Linked DNA regions of Homo sapiens: region 1 is linked to region 2. A link is an interaction called in ENCODE POLR2A ChIA-PET data of the cell type or tissue named here. Cell type or tissue: PC-3. All regions are shown on one strand. Each heading gives the region's core, and the rest is flanking DNA. Links, peaks and the distances in the headings are about the cores only. Region 1 overlaps FUT8 (fucosyltransferase 8). Region 2 has its middle 22 kb from the start of LINC02324.

Evidence for each region. Peaks named below come from ENCODE experiments on the same cell type or tissue, not always from the same donor. Only the 100,000 strongest peaks of a DNase experiment are listed, where the experiment ranks them.
Region 1: POLR2A ChIA-PET joins it to region 2 with 6 read pairs; 2 of 35 experiments call an interaction of 5 or more read pairs at or near these places.

Annotation. Positions count from the first base shown.
Region 1 is chr14:65,642,552-65,647,937 of GRCh38, forward strand. All of the region lies in intron 6 of FUT8 (fucosyltransferase 8), which reads left to right. Among named protein-coding and RNA genes, the nearest start is that of MIR625, 170 kb to the left of the region's middle. In PC-3, for the core only: no CTCF peak of the experiment used is centred there; no DNase peak of the experiment used is centred there.
Region 2 is chr14:65,241,562-65,246,947 of GRCh38, forward strand. No RefSeq gene overlaps it. Among named protein-coding and RNA genes, the nearest start is that of LINC02324, 22 kb to the left of the region's middle. In PC-3, for the core only: no CTCF peak of the experiment used is centred there; DNase peaks (open chromatin) are centred at 1,370 and 2,460; H3K4me3 peaks cover 802 bases; H3K27ac peaks cover 3,002 bases.

The DNA.
Region 1 (5,386 bases), core at 143-5,142, 400 kb after region 2:
AAGATGGTGTCACTGCACTCCAGCCTGGGTGACAGAGTGAGACTCCGTCTCAAAAAAAAAAAAAAAAAAAAAATCAATTGACCATACATGTGTGTCATGTGTGTCTGTCTTTCTGTTAGTACCACACTGTCTTGGTTACTAGCTTTGTAGTAAGTGTTACAACTGGGTAGTGTGATTTATCGTTCTTTTTTTGAAATTTTGTTCATTATATGTTCTTTGCATTTTCATTTAAATTTTAGAATCAACTTGTCTGTGTGTTGCTAGCACATAGAAATACAATTGATTTTTTATATATTGATCTTGCATCTTGCCAGTTTGTCAAACTCACCTGGTGCTTTTTTGTAGATTTCATCAGAGTTTCTACATAAAGTATCATGTCATCTACATATAGATACACTTACTTCTTCATTTCCAATATGGATTCTAGTTGGCAGTAGTCTCTTTGAGTCATTAATCTTAATTAAATAGTACAGTTTACTATTAGGATAACTTACAGTAAGCCACAAATTAATTCCTCCTTCATTTAAAACTAAAATCCTTACCAAAGTCCAAATTTCAGCTTTTAGGTTTTCTTAGCAAGAGTTTTAAAATATTTTGAGATTCCTAATGGTAATGAAGGAATTTTTTTAATTCCTGAGAGTACACTCACTAAGCTGACAGCATTTTGACATTTTTCAGTTTACATATTTTTATATATTCAAATTCTCTTAATTATCAATAATAAAAGGCTTTCACAACATCATTCCTTATTGAGGGTATAAAAGGGAATACATATTTAGGTCATTAACATCTGTGACCTGGAAATAAAATTGACAGATTCTGGCCCAGCGTGGTGGCTCACGCCTGTAATCCCAGCACTTTGGGAGGCCGAGGCAGGCGGGTCACGAGGTCAGGAGATCGAGACCATCCTGGCTAACATGGTGAAACCCTGTCTCTACTAAAAATACAAAAGATTAGCCGGGCGTGGTGGCGGGCACCTGTAGTCTCAGCTACTCAGGAGGCTGAGGCAGGAGAATGGCGTGAACCTGGGAGGCGGAGCTTGCAGTGAGCAGAGATCATGCCACTGCACTGCAGCCTGGGCGACAGAGCGAGACTCCGTCTTTAAAAAAAAAATACACACACACACACACACACACACACACACACACACACACACACACACACCAGATTCCATTCTAGATGCTATTCCTTAACTCATTTAATCCTTGAGAGTAGCAACACCCAGTAGAGGTTTTATCCTTTTAACTTTCTTGAATATACGTTGAACTTAAATTCAAATTTCTTTAATTTAGGTATATCAGCCCAATATGTACTTGTTTTAAAGTTATTTCGAAAGTAATTTTCTCTTTCTAGAAATATGCCTCATTTTTTTCAAGAAATGGCAGGTTTCGCTATAGTTCGACTCTGATCTAAGTCACAATACAGTTCTAGAAACAATTTTCCAAATCTTAAAGCAGGTCTGGTTTCCACATAGAAATAGAGTAATAATGGAAGTTCTGATTGTAACTACCAAGACTCAAGATGGAATTTCTTCTTCCATAATAGTGGTATGAGTTCCAGCGAAGCAAGAATTAGGGAGTAGCAAGACGCCTATGAAGGGAATACGTAGGCTCTTGAGCAGAGGCAGATTCAGGTTTGGGGGAGTCACCTGAAACCTATTCAACTTCTGGTGCTGTCTTTATGAAAAGGAATACAAAATATTAAATGTTTACAATTGGCTGTCATTATTCATGTTATATATATATATTTTTTTTTTTGAGACGGAGTCTCACTCTGTCACCCAGGCTGGAGTGTAGTGGTGTGATCTCCGCTCACTGCAAGCTCCACCTCCCAGGTTCATGCCATTATCCTGCCTCAGCCTCCCGACTAGCTGGGACTACAGGCGCCCACCACCGCCTCCCGGGTTCACGCCATTCTCCTGCCTCAGCCTCCCGAGTGGCTGGTTCTGCAGGCGCCCATCACCATGCCCAGCTAATTTTTTTGTATTTTTTAGTAGAGACGGGGTTTCACCGTGTTAGCCAGGATGGTCTCGATCTCCTGACCTCGTGATCCGCCTGCCTCGGCCTCCCAAAGTGCTGGGATTACAGGTGTGAGCCACCGCGCCCGGCCAATTATATTCTTTAATACTGAATTAGCAATAGTGAACCACTATTCCTAGGGGAAATACAGAGTTAGGTTCCTGTGAGATCAACATTTTCATCAACTGATTAACATATATAACCTTGTTTTATGTGTGTTTCTATTTCAAGAAACCTTATTTAATGTATATTGTTGATTTATTAACATGGATAACTCATATGTGAACAAAGCTTATCTGACATACATACTTTCTCTGTAAAGCACACACAGCTTTCTTGCCCTTAGGGACACTGGACAGCACTTCACTACTATGTTTGGGGGCCATTTTCAACAGTGAAATCACTGGAAAAAAAGCACAAAAATGAGAAAAACAGCTAAATATACTGCAGAAAGGACATTTGTTTATAGTAAGAGATTTGAAACAAGAAGGCAAAAAGCCACCTTGGCTGAAATTACGTGCCTTGGAGTACTCAAAATTTTCATTGCACGTGTGCATGAATGACCGTGAAAGCACCACAAGTATTGATTTGGGTGTTACAAATAAATTCTAGTTGGTAAATTCACATGGAATCTGTGAATAGTGAGGATTGACTCCAGGATGAAAAAAGAACTCCTAACAAGTTACAATTGTATAAAGCTGACAAATGCCACAAATACTAAACCCCAGAAAAATAATTTTTAATTAACTGCTTGATGCTCTCTATAATACTGTTTTCCCTTACATTTCTTAGCTGCATACCCTTTGATTGTATGACAGTGATTTGTAATGTTTTCTGTAAAGAGAATTGAGAATGACTTTGTAATATTAATATTGTCTATAAAGAGAATGGAAAATCTGAAAAGATTTTTTTCTCTAGCATGGTTGATTTAAAATGTTGTTTTTAAATTATTGATATTTGTGGTACATAACATTTGAAACTTCACATACATACATACTTCATATTTGTAGTACTGCTGTAAGCTTGTGCCGTTTAGACAGGATTTCAGATAATTTTATTTTATGTGATTCTCATCAGAAAAGGAAAAAATGGTTCATATAATTGCTTGTGCTACATTTTTAATTGTCTACACTACATTTTCAAGACTATTAGTGACAGAAGAGAACTTCTATTTTGACTAGGCATCATTGAGAAATGCCTCCTTCATTTCTGTTATTACCTTGTACTTACCATGCTAGGAACCATGGGACACATTCATATCACAGTGCAATCTCTCACCCTGTATCTATTTATGTGACAAAAATATCTCTGCACAAAAGCAACTGTGAACTACATAAATATATCTCTAAATCCAAACTAAATAGTTCTCAGCTTAATTTCTCCATCACAGGATCCCAGAAATGCAGATGGCCACTTTATTTGCTACCCAACACTAATACCGACGCTGGAAAACTGAGATGGCACCGAATCCTGAGAGACAGATATCTTAACTTATTTAACTTAACTCATTTAACTCATGATGGTGAAATTTTACAAAAACACATCCAGGTAACATAGCACAAGCCTCTCCCAGGGCCTTTGAAGGGAACCGTGCAAGCAAGGGTCCCTTAAGCTTACATTTCAGCAAATCTCCTAAGGAAGCTCTTCCCATTGAACTAGGAGGGCACCTCAAGTTCCTAAGGGGTTCTCAGTCCTGCTCCCAAGATAGGAGATTACTTGAGAAAACCAACATTAAGAAACCTGAAATAGAGAAAGCTATATTGCAAAATTAGATGAAAGGTAATAGATGCTGACCCTTTAAGATTGAGTTCTGTCTCTAATACAAAGATATAACAGAGAATGTCCAGATTGCCTCTAGTTAAAATTTTGTTTTAATTTAATACTAGAACAGCAGCTTTCCATTAAAAAGTGCTAACCTCTGACTAGGACTCACTTTCCATCTCTCCTTAGAGCCTGCAGCACTTTCTCAGATTGACCAGCCTACAATTGTGTATCAACTGCTTGTTTACTAACTGCCAAGAACCTTTGTGTAAGTCAGCCATACCCTAGGTGTGAGTGTTGGTTATGGCAGACCATAACTGAGCAGCCTTTCCAATGACTTTTTTTTTTTTGGTCTCTGTTCAGTAACCTTCACTGCCTCCTCTTCCTCTATCCCTCCCCTCTAATTGCCTAGCTAAGGGTAGATTACCAAATGAGAATCTAACATCAAGTAAGTTGTAGATATGGCTCATTGATAAGTCATAAATGCATACAAATACATCTCTGTGCAATTGATTAAAACATATGGATAAGCTCTGACCCTGAAAAATGAACATGATAATTCTCACACATTAAATATTGTTCTGTGGTAGGTTGTCTAAAAAAGTATTTGGATGTTTGTGTACTTGGATTATGCAAATTCATGTATCATAAATTTGACCTATCTAAACCTAAAATACCAATTGTGATAAGTAATTTAACAGGAGTGATGTATGTGATTTGCATAGCTTGTATCACTTGAAAAACTTCTCTGTGAAAGGTTCGCACTGATTTCTTTTCTATAGAAAATTGTGACATTCTAGTCATTACAGTGATGTTATACTAGGCTCAAGGCTTAGGTCAGTTGTATTTGATAGATGATAAAATACCCAGATCACTCAAGGTCTTATTAAAGTCCTTTGGTTGTGATAGGGAGCAGGTGTTTCTTCTTGTTCCTCTAGTATGTTAAAGTACATTAAAGGAAGCTGTGAGGTTGAAGAACATTTGTAAGCTGCCATTTCTGAGCACTTTCTGTATGCTTAGTATTATGCAAAGTAACTCTTATGATGCAGGTGTTGTAATGTTCAATATGCAGGAGAGTAAATTGAGACTTAGAGAGGTTTGTACTTATCTTTGTCTTTAATGATAGTATGAGAGGTGATTTTTCTTTCTCTGGGTTATAAAAACTTGAACTTAATAGTGATAGAATGTAGAATTATGTGCTAAGTAGATTAAAACTGATAATCAGAGGTATGGGTAGAAAGCCTGACATTTTACAGTTGAAGTATTAAACACATCCTAACCTGTCCATTACACCTATGGGACATCTTCTTTCCAGCTTATAGGAAATGAGTAATAGTTGCTCTTAAATTTTGTTCCATATATAGTAGAGGTATCCTGGAAGATTCAAAATATATTTATGATCTAAGTAAATGTTGTCAGGAAAATTTCAGTTTTAGCAGATCAGACATTAGGAAAATATTGCTACTAGTGTGAATAGAAAGTAATGTGGACATTGGAGAATTTCCTTAGGTTTACTGAGGACCTAAATGTATGTGTCTCATTAAAGGTTAAAAAAAAAAAAGAAGTCTCAGAAGTTATATTAAAGCAAAATACAAAATGGAACAAGA
Region 2 (5,386 bases), core at 244-5,243:
ATTCCCGCCCTCACTTTTATTCAGGTCTCTGCTCAACTGTCACTATTTTGGAAAGCCCCTCTCTAAGCATCCTAAGCAGAATAGCACACCTCATAATTCAGTTTCTTCATACCACGTATCATTACGTGACATTTAATTCTGTCTATTTATTTGCTTACTGTCTATTTAGAAAACTGTGAGAGCAGCCGGGTGCAGTGGCTCACGCCTGTAATCCCAGCACTTTGGGAGCCTGAGGCGGGTGGACCACTTGGGGCCAGGAGTTCGTGACCAGCTTGGCCAACATGGTGAAACCCCGTCTCTACTAAAAATACAAAAAATTAGCTGGGCATGGTGGTGCACGCCTGTAGTCCCAGCTACTCGGGAGGCTGAGGCAGGAGAATTGCTTAAAACCGGGAGGCAGAAGTTGCAGTGAGCCGAGATCGTGTCACTGCACTCCAGCCTGGGCGACAAGAGCGAAACTCTGTCTCAAAAAAAAAAAAAAAGAAAACTGTGAGAGCAAGGACTTTGCCTTGCTCTCTGCATATCCCCAGTACCTGGAACAGAAACTGGCACATAATAGGTGCTTAATAAATGCATGTTGAATGATTGAATAAAATTAAACTCTATAGTTCTGAAACCTGTTTTTGTGTGTGTGGTTAACAGGAGTCTCTTAATAGATAATACCTAGTACTTTTTTCAATTCCCTTATACATTCATTTGAAGTGTGCATTATAAAATTCATTGTTCAACATACAAATGAGTATCATTGACTTTGGGATCAAAGGAAGGGAAAATTATTCAAAAGAGCACTGTATGTATTTACACAGATGAAGCTGCTTTTTTACTGAACGGTATATCATGGACATCTTTTCACATCAATATATAAATCTTTCTAGTCTGCACAGTGGTACACAGTTTATTTACCCAATTCTCTTTTGATGGGCATTTGGATTGTTTCCAATTTTTCTATATTATAGACAATGTTGCATTGCACATCCTTACACATATATCCTTTGCATGCTTTTAATGTTTTATATCTTTTATCTGAGATGATGGAAAAACCTACAAGCATGAATGTCTAGCATGAGATTGGAAATGCAGTCTGGGAGCTGAGAGCTATCTAGCTTGGGGGTAGATTGGAGATTTCTTCACACATATCCAATCACTGAAGTAATAGGAATCCATGAAATATAAAGAAGGAAATCGAGCAAAGCTGGAAAACATGAATCTTAAGCAATGTCTGCACTTAGAGGGCAGGAGGAGGGAGGCAAGAAACTATTCATTTTTGACAGTTATTTCTTGATTGGTATTTTCTGAAGACTGGAAACACAATGACACAGTATGAGTGATGTGGACTTTGTTCCTGCCTTCCTGTGGCATACAGTCTCATGGAAGAGGAACGCAGAAAATAAACAGTGAAATCAGATGATCATAATAGAGTGGATAATACAAGATGACATGGAAGTACATAGGAGGGCAATTGCCACAGACGACAGCCTTAATGGAAAGTGCTCTAGAGGTTACCTCTGAGCTGAGCCTGATGTAAATAGGAGTTAGCCAGGTGAGGTGGTGCGGGTCAGGAGTGAGGAAGACTTCCAAGCTGAAGGAACAGCACTTTCAAGGTTCGGAGTTGTGAGGGAATGTGGCACATCCAGGGCACTGAAAAAAAAAGTTTACTGTGTGTGTCAGGAGACACACACAGTAAAGTGTGTGAGAGTGAGGTGGGTGGTGGGGGAGAGGACTGAGAAGTAGGCAGGGGCCATGATAAGAGGTTTGGCTTTAATTTTAAAGGCAATGAAGAATTTTAAGCAGGGAGGTCGTGAGATCAGTTCTGTAGGTACATTAGACAATGACTCCGACTGCAGTGCGGACAATGTATTGAAGGGTGTGGCATGGGAGAGAATAAGACCAGAGGGTCACCTGGTGGGAACCAGGGAAGAGGGGATATGGCTCTAAGTCAGAGTAATAGTGTTGGGCGTAAAGAGCAGTGGATGGATTCTAGAGGCATTTAGGAGGATTGGGAGGTAGAATTGACAGGACTTCGTTACAGGCTGGATTGAAGGGGAGAATGAAAGTGAAGAATCAAAGATGACAAATGAATGCAAAGAGCAGCTCCTGGTTTGGGTAATCGAGATAGGAAGATAAGCTGGTCCGGAAGGCAGTAAGGATGAAAACTTTACCTCTGGACAAGTCCCGTTTTTTGTGGGATGTCCAAGTAGAGGTGTTAAGCAGACAGGAGAGAAAGATCTGGGCTGGAGACAGCTCGGTGTCACGGGCATCCAGACAGAATTGACACCTTGGTAAATGTGAACTCTATAACATCCGGGACTTTGTCTTCTTCATTGTGATACCTCAGGGCTTAGAACCTTGCCTGATTCGTGGTGTGTGCTCAGTAAATATTTGTGGAGTGAAGGAGTGGATGAGATCACTCGGGGAAAGTGAGGGAAGAAGAAGGCCCAAGCCAGAAAGCCAAGGAGCACAGGGAGTGTCACTGCTGCACAGGAGAAAGAGAGACAGAAGGAGGGAGAGAGAGAGACAGGGAGGAGAGAGAGGGAGAGAAAAGAGAGAGGGAGAGAGAGGGGCATGTCAGGGACACAGAGAGGAAGCAGTCAGGGCAGGAGGAGGAGCTGGGCGAGGAGAGGCAGGAAGTGGTGAATAATGTCAAAGCTGTTGAGAGTAACTCAAAGGGGCAACAAAAGTCCAAGAGATTTGGACAACACGGAGGTCATTAGTAATCTTGAGGAGACTGTTTTCAGAGGACAGAGGAGTGACAAGGAAGGGTGTAAGGGGAGATAAGAAGTATACATGACCCTTTCAGGAAGTTTGACTGTGAATTAGGTATAAAAGGCAGTGAAAACAAGAGTATTTTTTTTAAGAGATGGAGACTTATGGATTTTTTCATGATTTTGAGAAAGAACAGCAGAGAGGAGATTAAAGACTCAACAAGATGACAGGATAATTGTTAGAGAGAGGTGAGGAGATGGGAGGAGATGAGATTTCCTTCAAGATGGAGGAATGGGCTCAAGTCAGTAAAGAGACAAGTTCCATTTTAACCAGAAAAATGAAATGCCGGTTACGATGAATTTCCAGGTTTGCAGGTGAGAAGTTGGGGTGTTTCTATCTGGTGTCCTCCAGACTTTCCTTGAGGCCACCAAGCAATGATGGGGAATGGCTATGGAGTAAGGAAAAGCAGTAGCAGAGCAGTGAAACGGGAGTCAATGGGAAAGAGGGGTCCATCCAGAGACAGGGAAGGCAACACAGGCCCAGTATCATGGAGCGAAGAACATGAGGACTGATGAGGCATAGGGCTGGTCAGTTGGGGATTATTCATAATATCTGAAGTTTCTGGAAAGTGATAGAGGTTGGACCCTCTACTGTCAGGATCTGAGAAATGAGCAGATATGTGAGGAGTGAAGTCAGCAGTTATATATAACTGGAGAGAATTCTGGAAGGGGAAAGCAGGAGTAGAGGGAGTGCTAAGGGTCATCTGAGCTTAATTCAGGATTTTTAAAAGAAGTGCAGCTAGGCTTGGACATGGGGCAGGAGAGGGAGGGTTTGAAATGTTGGAGGAAGAGGCCGGGCACAGTGGCTCACGCCTGTAATCCCACCACTTTGGGAGGCTGAGGCGGGTGGATCACCCGAGGTCAGGAGTTCCAGACCAGCCTGGCCAACATGGTGAAGCCCTATCTCTACTAAAAATACAAAAATTAGCTGGGCGTGGTGGCCGGTGCCTGTAATCCCTGCTACTTGGGAGGCTGAAGCAGGAGAATCACTTGAATTCGGGAGGTGGAGGTTTCAATGAGCCGAGATCACATCATTGCACTCCAGCCTGGGCAACAAGAGTGAAACTCCATCTCGAAAAAAAAAGAAAAAATGGTTGGAGGAAGAAGAAACAGAGAAGCCAGAGGGAGATGAGATCAAATGTGTGGTGGATGAGTTAGCCCTAAAATGTGGAGGGACCCTTCTCTTTTGTGACAGGAAAGAAGCTGGACAGGCTTGGCACACCAGCAGAGAGGTGGAGGTATGGACTCGAAATTCCGGGGAAATTGTTATTTCTCTATGGGTTATGCATGGGAGAGCAGGAGGTACTTGTTCTCTACTTTCCCCAAACCTCTACTTCACAGGCAATAAGACATTTGATGCCCACCCCATCCCTAGCAATCTGACCCACTGGTTAGGTCAAAACCGAGGACTAAGCATTTGGCAGTCTCTGCCCTGGCCCTAACAGTTTGAAAGACTATTGTAGCTCCTGCCTCAGTGCCCCCTTTTGGGAAGGAAGAATCACAGAAAATCAGGGCAGGAAGTGAGCTCAAAAACATGCGGTTCACATCTCAAAGTACACAGATGGGAGAAGTTAAGTCACCATCACCGAGTCTCCCAAGCATTCACCTTTTCTCCCCAGCTGTTAATTTATGACTCTCTTGTGAAACTCTTCATCATCTCTCCATTGTCCATGGAAAGAAGTCCTCAGTCTTCAGCTTGGGATTCAAGGCCCTCCACCATTTGGCCTCACTTGACTGCAAGCCTCAGGTTCTACTTCCCTCTTACACATATAAAACCTTTTCATCTGGGCTAATGTTCTTTCAAATTGGAGCACCTTACCTTCATCTCAAATTAATGTTTGTGTATAGTGTGAAATGACAAAGTTAGTTATTAAGTGATAAAGCTTCTAGAAGAAAACAGGAGAATATCTTCACAACCTTGGAGTAGGCAAATTTTTTCTTAGGTTACAGACAACAATAACTACAAAAGACAAAAAAATCAGACATTTTCAAAATTAGAAATGTCTGTACCCTTAAGAAAATGAATAATAGGCAATTCTCAGACTGGGAGGGAGTATCTACAAAACAAATAATGTTATTAATAAAATAGCATTCCTACAACTTAATAATAAGAAAAGCAACCCATTTTTAAAAAGTGGGCAGACACTTTACAAAGGAAGATATAACAATAACTGATAAGCACATGAACAAATGCTCAACATCACTAGCTAGCAGGAAAATACAAATTGAACAAATGCTCAACATCACTAGCTAGCAGGAAAATACACATCCATAGAACAGCTAAAAATTAAGCTACCTGTGACACCAAATGTTGATGAGGATGTAGAGCAACTGGAATGGTCATAGACCACTTTGAAAAGCAGTTTGGGGCGGGGCACGGTGGCTCACACCTGTAATCCCAGCACTTTGGGAGGCTGAGGGGGGCGGATCACGAGGTCAAGAGATTGAGACCATCCTGGCCAACATGGTGAAAACCCATCTCTACTAAAAATACAAAAAAAGTAGCCGGGCATGGTGGCGCTTACCTGTGGTCCCAGCTACTTGGGAGGCTGAGGCAGGAGAATTGCTTGAACCTGGCAGGCAGAGGTTGCAGTGAGCCAAGATTGTGCCACTGCACTCCAGCC